2 separate regions of the Homo sapiens genome follow, and region 2 is linked to region 1. Evidence: chromatin loops called from intact Hi-C (ENCODE). Cell type or tissue: PC-9. All regions are shown on one strand.

Region 1 (5,000 bases):
ATGGTACATGAAGAATTCTAGACTCTGTACTGAAAGGGAAGAGAAGGACAAAAAGAAAAAATGGGAAGAAAAAAAAGACCTGAACGTCTGTGTGTAGATAGGCAAATAAGAACTGAAACTGTTTGCCATCCGCACTTTGAAAGTCACACTATGTGTCAAGTTTGTCAAGTCGAGTGAAAGAAGGAGTGATGTGCTTCTCCACTTTCCTGAAGAACCACGTAGAAAATGTGGCAAATATTTAATTTAAGCCTTGTTTCCTGAAAGACTGCAAGATGCCCACAAATTTTCTTTCCCAGAGTTCAAAATAGCAAGCTGAGTGGGTGTAAGCACTTTAAGTGAAAAAAAAAAAGTAACTAAGGAAAAGGAAATCGTACTTTCTGCTTCTTAGTATAAGATTTTTTTTTAAAGGCCATTTAAAGAGATATTAGTGATTAGGATCTGGTGGTTGTCTTGAATCAGAATACAAATACAGTCCTGGTGACCTCAGACAGAGCCCCCTGGCCACATTTAAACATGATTCATTCTGTGTAAAGATGAAACTGACAACATCGTAGTTACAGTAAGAGCAAGCTGTTGTCTGCTACGATCAGATACCTAAATCACAACAGGAAAACACTTGCACGAAGGGAAAGCTGAATGTCTATAGGGCCTCTACCCTTTCCCAAGAGAGGGACCTTCCTCAGCAGTGCTTTATAATATTTTCACATGTAGATGAGTCACCAGGGGAGCTTGTTAAAAATATGGGTTCTGATTCCGAAAGTCTACGTGGAACCCCAAAGTTCCCAGGTGATAAGTTCGCTGGTCTACACTTTGAGAAGCAAGACTGTAGTCTGTAACAATAGTTTCCTAATAGCCAGACACCAGAAATCACAATCAACCAATTAAGAACACTTACTAGTTACCTGTGCCAGTTGTTATAATAAAGTACATAACAGGTGACTGAGCTAATACAGAAAAAAAGTATGTTTTAAAAAAATAAAAGCTAAATGTGTGAAAAAGACTCTAAGGATAATAGGAGTTGAGAACAGGAAGAGTTCTGTGGGGACTAGAGTGGTCGCAAATGGCTTCATAGAGCAAGCTGGACGTGTGCAGCCCCAAGTTAAGGGAAGGGGTGGATGTAGAGAAAGAAAGAGCAGGCCACCACTAAGGGCAATTCTAGAAGGGAGAGCCTAGAGTTCCCACAAGAGAAAGCTACGGTGAGCCTGCTTTGTGGTTATAGATATTATCATTGGAAGCTTTTAATCAGAATTCACTTTGAACCAGGTGAAAGGAAACTCTGGCCTTGTTTAAAATTTGTCGGTTTGGAAATTATAATTCTATTCCAGGACAGGAAAGAATGGGTAGTTTTGCCTTAGTCTTATGCAAATTTTCTCCATTGGCAGCAGCAATAGTGTTATGAATGACATTTTAGGTTTGAGCCTGGGAGCACAAAATTACCATTTTTGTACATATATTTATGCATATGTATGCCTTTGGTTAACATATGTCTTTAATGATTAAGACTTTCAGAGCATTAGAATCATAACTTTTCACTACAATAGATTTAATAATCTTCTGTTACTTCGAGTACTTGAATTTTACTTTTATTATAAAAAGAATTTTTTTCTCCTGTAACATACTTTCGGATGGCACATACCCACACAACACCCTCAACTCCAGCAATATTCTTCCATTCTTCTCTTTCCTCCCACACTGGCTGACAATGGGAAGAAAACATATCCAGAAACAGAATGAAATTATTAATGAATTATACCTTATGTGTTTTTTTTAATCTTAAAAGAGTTTTTCCTACCAACCCACAATACGTTGGGTATTGCACAATGGATTCAACAGAAAAGCAACTGAGGATTCCACAGGTCAATACAAACATAAACATTCAATCTCTAAACTTTTTTTTTTTAATGAAGAGAATTGCAGAGGGATGAGCATACTTGCAAGCTGCAAGAAGGAAGTATTTGAAAGAGAAACCTAATATTTTAGCTCTCCTAAGTCAGGTCAGTAATCTCACTGAGTTCTATTTCCATCTTTTCATCTTGGGAACTATGAAATTCGTCATCTTATTGTAAGCATTAAGAAATGGTACTTGGAAGACTTACAAATCTTATGTTTCACATTAATGTTAAATGCCATGACTATGGTTTAGCCACAGTTACTGTCCGAGGTATGTTTCTCTCCTACCAAACTTCACTATGCTTCCTGTTCTTAGTAAGGAAGTCAGAATTTAGGCAATGAATTACGGCAAAACTGCTATTTCAAAGCATCAAGGCTTGAATGTTAACAAGATACCTGTAACACTGCGATTGGGCCGAACAAGATCCTAGTATTCAGGATGTACCAACAGAGTCACCTTCCCTCCCGTCAATCCAATGCACACACACATGCAAACACTCACTAGTGACAAGAAAAAAAATATTAATATGAGAATGCTAAATTACTGCTACTTATGAATGGTTACAAAAACAATAAACACATATGAATGGTTGCAAAAACAATAAACAAAATGCAAACAGGCACACCCTAGTGAGACCACGAAGTGTGTCTTCTACAAATCTCTTCCCCTTTCTATCCTGGTCCTGTTCAGGTGACCTGGCCTAACCTGGACATGGGGTCTTTGCAGGCTGCACGCTGCATCTACTGCAGAAAAGAGCTGGTAAGATTTTTCATGCTAGGTTGTCAAAAATGTAACGTGTTCTCATTATGAAAACATTTACATTAAGAAAACAGCAAAAACAAACAAAAATCTTGGGACATCATGAAACTTAATACAAACAAATAACTGTTGGTGAAGAGACAGATTTGGGGGAGGGGTTTTGCAAGAATAGAAGCAAGACTTCCTCCTCTGTGGGAAATATTAGTAATCCTATTAAGGCACAGTGCAAGGTGTGTCATAGACACTAGAAGCAGATATGGTTTACTTTCAGTTCTCTGAGGTGATTCTTATTGGAATTGAAGTGGCTCTTCTGAAAACAATTAATCAACAATAAGTTCTCTCTCCCTCCCTCTCTCTCTTTCTCTCTTCAAAGTGTGTGTGTGTATATATACGTATGTCTTTTGACTAATTATTAGGCGTAGTCCCATTTTTTTCTCCTTGGTACCTATCACTATAATCATCTGTGTTTCTGTGTCACCTGCTTTTAGAATTACACATGGATATTACCAGAAGTTACAGAGTTAAATTTGCAACAGCACAGACTTCTAACTACAAGCCTGGGACCATGGTGGAAACAAAGGTTCAGTTAAGGAAGATTTCCCGAGCCAGAATTGATGTCCTCACTAACCAGGCTGCCAGGCTTAAATCAAATGAAGGTCGATGCAATGTCCCCAGAGGAAGCTGTTCAACTCGCCGGGTCGGTTCCCCAGAGCCCTGCCAAGGAGGCTCCTCAGATTGACAGCGCCCTGGCAGAGCTGCTGTCTTCCCCAGGCAGAGAGGCCCTCCCCCGGACAACAAGCTGGGTGCAAACTCGTCTTCCGCAGACACCAAAAGAGAGCACAGCAAAGCTAAGCGACTGGGGACAGCCACTTGTGGCTGAGACAAAGGCAGGCTCCCCCTGCCGCAGGACGATCACTAGGACTGTCAGGCTGTCGAAATGTATATTGCAGACAGGACATCCCTCCTGGCATCCAGTGTGAGCGAAGTCCAGGCCACGGCAACAACAGCCTGGCCTGAGGACAGCCTGCACCACACATCAAAGCCAGAGGCCCTGGGAGGCTGGCCAGCCGCCAAAGACGCCTGAGAGCGGCAGGGGAGTGTGTTGCCTTAGGACAATAGCAAACTGGGACGTGGTAGAGTCTGTAAATTCCAAGCACTGGGGAGGTCTTCTCAGAGATTTTACCCTCTCCTGTCAGGGCTGTGATTTAATTTCCTTTGAAGAAAAAAAAAAAGAAAAAAGAAAAGAATATACATTCCCAAATCTTCTGTCTGCAAAGGCAGACACCACAACGCAAGCTTAATGCACTCTGGTCCTTCCCGGCCAGCGGCCACTGTCTAACACAATACAGCTAAGTGAGATGTGACATTCTCCCGGTCCCCTTAATAGGGCATTAAGTCTAAGGAGTACTTAAGATCATTTAAATGCAAACATCATTGTTCCATTGCTACTAGACTCCCAGATATTTCCCATCAATTCTGTTTAATTAGAGTAGCACCACACGTTAATTATAACCTGACAGTTTTATTGATTTCACAGGGCACATCATACAGTCCCATTTTAGGTACCAAGGACTTAAGGTGAAGCATGAACCTCTCAGTCACAAAGATGACTCAGCCTCTTGGGCTGATGAGGTTCTGATTCTTCTACCAGGAGAGGTTTACCCACTTGCTCAACAGAAATAGTTCAGTAATCATCTTATGTCCTCACTTATTTCACAGCGTTTTGCAAAACAACACATCAAAAACAAACTAAGGAAAAAAAAACCTGTAAGAGTGTAAAAGAAATATCCATCTCCCTCTGTTCTGTGGTCTTAATCTGCAATTCTTAAGGACCAGGATGAGGTGCTGTGAAGGCTACGCAGGTAAAGCTGGCACCAAACAGAAATATGGTGCACTTCTGCCCCTGAAGCGACTGGCCCCACTTTGAGAAGCCATGCTGTAAACATGCTCATTAGAACAGAGAGGACTGGTCAGTTTTCCTTTCAGAGGAAATGAATATGAGTTGAGATCACTCAACTCTAATCCACCCTGTACCTCAGGGTTATACTCCCAGCAGCACATGCTCCACTAAGCCAGCAGTTTGTCATAGCCCAGCGTGTCATCCATAATGGCATGTTGGGGGTGGAATCACTTCCAATTCCTCACTAATCTGGTGCGGGGAATGCCAAGGTACAGAGTTTTACTTGATTGCATAAAACATAGAGCTATTTTCAGCTTCCAAATCATCGTTCTGGCTCTTTCACCAGTCCTAAAGCCATATTACAACCCTTTAAAAACATCTTTTCTATTCGGTTTTCCCTTATTTTAATATAAGCAAACACTTAAAGTAATCCCACTAAGTCTCTGAAAT
Region 2 (5,000 bases), 150 kb before region 1:
ACGTGCTCCCTCCACTCTCCTCTTCTGCCTGCCAGAGTTTCCAGATTTGTTCTGTTTTGCAGTTGCGTCAAGCCACACTCAATTCCAATCCTAGCAGAAGGCATAAATTAACATTTTATTATGCGTGCTTGTTAGGGTCTCTTAAAGCAGACATGCAAATTCGAGGCTCCCATAGTAAATTAGGGCATACCCAGATTTTGCTGAAAATAAATCAAGTCGCCCTGGCCAAACCCTTGGAAAGCAGCACTTCTCTGAGCTATCCTGGGACAGATGCTCCCCTCAGCTCCTGCCCCAGGTTGTTTACCCTGGCCCCTGGCCATTTCCTGCCCCGTTTGGCACCCAGGTCCTCTCTGTCCAGCTGCCACTGGCTCATAGGACTCTTGGTCGACTTTCACTTACAAGGAACCAATTTCACAAGCAGCTGTAGGTGAGCCTTTTACGGGCCTCTGGCGAGTGAGTGAGAGGCCTCGGGCCTTCTCCCACAAGCAGCTGGACAAATATATCTGCCTTGGCTTTCCAGGGGGACCAGCTATTTTGAGGCTCCCCTTTGATTGACTCTTCCTACTACTGTGCCTTTAATTGCAGTTTATGGATCTTAAAACCTTATAGAACAGGAACTTCAAGCTAGACAGAGCTTGATTGGATTTGGCGTGGCTGTGGCGGAGGAATTCGAATTAGCAAAATCAAAAGTGAGAAGTAGTTAGTATGCACTTAGGCTCTACTAGGTTCCATTTTTAATTGTTCTGTGGCCTTTCTTTCCAGCATGCTGATTAGGTCATATAATTTTGTGTGTGGTTGGAGAAAGGTGGACAGGGGAAAGAGAGAAAGAATGTTTTCCAAGTCGCCACTTTAATTTTCAAAGTGTCCTTTCACATCCCTCATTATTATAAATTATCTGCCTCCTTGGGAGCATGCGTGGATGATCCCACCCAAATAGAGAAGGTGGTAAAGGCAAGGAAGCCATCACTGCCCTCCTGAGTCAGCCCACAGGCATCGGTCACAGATCGAAAACCCTAGTTCTGACCAGGTAGGTGGAAGAGCTGACTTCAGGGGCCTTGTGCCAGCCTAGATGAGCATGGTAAGTATTCACGGGGGATATTTGAGCCTCCCTATCTTAGAGGTTACACTGGAAGACACCATCAATTGGGTCCTATGTAGTGCGAGTGTGTGGGAGTGCCTCCAGCATTCCTGCAAGCCTGCTTCCAGAAGACTACTTGTCCCTCCACTCCTGTGGCTCTCAGGAAGTTGTGTTCCTTCTAAGTGCTGGAAGATACACCGGAACCTGAGGCTGCCACTCTGAAGGCTCCAGTTCTCTGCCATGTTGCTATCTCTATTTTATTTCTCCTTCCAAACAGATGCTTCTTAACCTCCTTCCTCCTGCCTCTCACCTCGCTCCCAGCTTTTCTGAATCCTTTCTCTCCTTGTTTCACTCAGTTCTTCTTTGCATCTCATTTCACCTTCCTGCTCTGTAGAGAGCTATGCGTGGCTCTTACCTTCCCCCAGTGGCATTTAAAGTGTTTCTTGGTGCAAAACATCCTATTCATTGCCATAGAAACAGGAAGCTCAGTGTGGAAGAAAAAGGAAAAAAAGAAGTCTGACACTCCAAAGCTGTGCAATTCTGTTATTTTGCCCAAATCCATAAACGGCAACATGCTGGGAGATAAGCAAAAGCCCGCCCGCTGCTAGAACCAGAGAAGGAAGGGCCTTCCATTCCTAGGAGACTGTCTGCAGGTTTTAAACCAGGCCCTTAAACCAGGCAAGAGCTGGCTCAGTGGAAAGAACTGCTACTTTTCTTTCACATGGAAACTCACAGCTGAGTCTAGAGAAGTCAGACTGCCAGGACCCTGAGTGAGGAGTCAGACAGACCTCGTTCTGTGATAAATGCTGCCTCTGAAAAGCTGCAGCCTTTTGGACTCCTCACTTAACCCCTCTCAGTCTCCTTAGCTATAAAATAAGGATATGAATGTTGCCACGGCCTTTTTGTCAGGCTCTGATGAGGGCATGTGGTGCTGTACCTTCATTGCACTCCTGCTGGACTCACTGTTTCCTTACCCCATCCTTGGAAAGCACAAGTTTGGGTTATCTATTCACCATGGTAAACACCTCCCTGACATAAAACTAAGAGAAGAACTTCACATTCACATAATTCCTAAAATAAAGCCAATCATCCACAGCATTCTTTAAAATATACTAAGAAGTATTTATTTTTTACATCTTCATGCAAAACCTGGACAGGAGCCTTCTCCAAACCATTGATTTCCAAGATGCATCTTCAACCTACCCTGAGTACTGCCTTTTTCTTCTGGGTCCCAAGAACTCTAGAAGTTGTTATTCCCTAAGCTGAGAACAGGCTGGGTAAGTATGGATCAGAGCTTCAAGCTAATGATGTGAAGTTTGCTGGTTTAATCTCCACCCAGCCAGTGGGTCTCTCCGAGGCCATCTATGTTCTATTCCCAGAAGTGCACCCTACCTTTCAACAACTACCTTTGTTCTGCATCTCTTAGATTCTGCATTTGGCATCCATTAATCACAGGGACAAATGAACAGCCACAGTTGTTTGCATCTTCCCTGTGATCCACTTGCACTGGCCCATAAAATTGCATTAACAACCCTCCGATCCATCCCAAAACTAGTACCTCGAACCACCTCATTGAACTAACTCCCACAAACCCAGTCAATAGTCCCCTGCCCTAGGGCCAGGTACCAAACTAGAAACCACCCCACTAGACCAGAGCTCACTGACTTTATTCAAACTGAGCCACCCTAAGCTGTTTCCCTACCCTCCCTTTCCTCTCCTATGAAAAACACAATGAGGGCTCTGGCCATGGTCTCCCCTTGCACCTCCTTCTGCCTCCTGACCAAACCTGGTGCCTCCCCACGTGGCCTTCTGTGATGTGGTGGCCCCCTTTTCTTGGAAACTGTAGGTAATAAAAACCTTCTTTCAATGGCACTGGCCTCTCTTGTCATTACTCATTCACTTCCATAAATTAAGAGCTGGGCACAAATCAACCTTGTCCACATCTGTCATACCAGTGACAGAGATACCCTGGTAATGAGGTGTAACTGGTTCATCATGTACACATCACACGCTTGGTGGTGCTAGCTCAGCAGCATCTTCATCTATAAATAAGGCAACCATATGTCCCACTGTGCCCTGTAGAGTCCAAATTTACCCCTAGTTGACCTGTACAATTATTAATAGTGGCCTCATTCACTCTCAAAGCAATTCTGGTTTGGAATATAAATGATATGGTTACCCTACTATAAAGGACAGAAAAATATTCTTCTATGAAATAGGTAAAAGTCTTTGTTTCAGGGGACTAATTGCAACTGAGTCATTCAGTGCCATATTTCCACTTGAGGAAAGGGTCTAAATGAATGGTACAGACATTCTAAAAATACAAGTGCTTGTCTTCACATAATATGCAAGAAGTTCAAGAGGAAAAACCAGCTGCATGAAGTGTGTATACAAAGCAGAGCAAAGAATCATGATTACGCTGAGGTTTCTTTCACGAGCATCAAGGATGATGGTAGCTTTGTTCACCGTGACCCAAAAGCTGGACCAGGGTAGGAATCACTATGGACCAAATGATCAGGTGATTAGCTCATGTTTTCGTGTCTGGTATCTGACAGGAGATTTAGTCATTCAGTCATTCTGCAAATATATTTTGTCTCTAATATGTGCTGGACACTAGGGATACAATTAGAATCAGTTTCAGTTCCTGTCTTCAAGAAGTTTTTTCTGTAAAGGAAGACATTGACACACACAAGAAGTATTTCAAAAGGCACAAGCACAGGTTACCATGGGACCATTTACGAGGAGCACTTGTTCTAGTCCTGGGGGTTATTAACTGACTTTATGAGTGAAATTTGGGGTGGGTGTGGGGAGATTGGAGGGTAGATTATAAGACCCTAATTCAATCTGAACCAGTAAGCATAGAGACCACTGTCTAAGGTCCTGGAAATCAAAGGACAAAACCTGAGGGCATTGGAGCATGAGACTGGGGGACAGTCCAAATTCAAGCAACCAAATGAACAGAATATAATGATGGCCTGAATGCTGCAGAAAATCCAGCCCCAAGTTCTAGCATTTCTTGACAGGTAGAAATGAGGAATGTTAAGGACCGCTAGGAAAAAAATACATCAAACCCAATATATGAGAGAATTGATTATGAATGCTCTAGATTTTTACCCCAACCCTAAACTCATCCCATTCTTCCCTAGGTGCCAGGACTGGTGCTCATCTTTGCCCTTCAACGCTGTAGCCTCAGTTCCAAGGAGGAGAAGGATCAGCTGCGTGCCGGGGACAACTTCCTCATCATCCTCCCAGGGAAGTCTGTCGGAGGTTGTTTGTAATCAAGCCTTAAAAATCTATGACATGCAGCTGCACTGTCTGTGATGGCACGTACGTCAAGGAGAAAAATTCATGATTTGGGAATGCATAGAGCTATGTTTTGCTCCTCCACACCCTAGTCAGATGCAGAGTTGTTTTGGTCCTCTACAGAGTTATAAATAAAAAGCCAGCTCTAAAGATTTGCTGAAGCAAACCCAAGGCCGAAGGAGCAATCCTTCTTAATTGACCTGACTTACACAATGCTTCTGGCATATGGTCTTGCTCTCCCCAGACAAAGAGAATGCCTATAAAAAGAAATACATAACATTGGCCCTAGCATTATTTTAGAGTCACAGAATGTAAGTCACAGGGGATATTAGAGATCATTTTGCCCTATGCATGCATCTTACAGATCAAGGGTGCCAGAGGTTGTGGAGCTATTTAATAGGATTCCTTGACTGGGATCCATTTTTATTTTAGAAACAAACACAATTAGATTCAATACCTTGGAAAACAGAATTTTGGTACACTTTGAAGTTATAGACAGCTGTCTCTGTTGTATCCTTGATACACTTAGAATAAGCAAAAGAGTAAAATAGGCTATGTACTATACCCTCAAGTATTCAGTGCCTCATAATACAACCCCCAGGACCTATCATCGAACTTC

Evidence for each region. Hi-C counts contacts between places; a loop is a spot of excess contacts. Peaks named below come from ENCODE experiments on the same cell type or tissue, not always from the same donor. Only the 100,000 strongest peaks of a DNase experiment are listed, where the experiment ranks them.
Region 2: it touches region 1 in a loop (8-fold over the local background); 7 of 110 quality-filtered maps call a loop at or near these places.

Annotation. Positions count from the first base shown.
Region 1 is chr6:142,842,405-142,847,404 of GRCh38, forward strand. All of the region lies in intron 1 of HIVEP2 (HIVEP zinc finger 2), which reads right to left. Among named protein-coding and RNA genes, the nearest start is that of HIVEP2, 100 kb to the right of the region's middle. RefSeq lists enhancers at 802-1,091, 3,585-4,278, 4,335-4,384. In PC-9, no CTCF peak of the experiment used is centred here; DNase peaks (open chromatin) are centred at 517, 2,827, 3,687, 4,717 and 2 weaker places; H3K4me3 peaks cover 3,447 bases; H3K27ac peaks cover 4,765 bases.
Region 2 is chr6:142,696,520-142,701,519 of GRCh38, forward strand. No RefSeq gene overlaps it. Among named protein-coding and RNA genes, the nearest start is that of HIVEP2, 250 kb to the right of the region's middle. In PC-9, a CTCF peak has its summit at 2,441; a DNase peak (open chromatin) is centred at 432.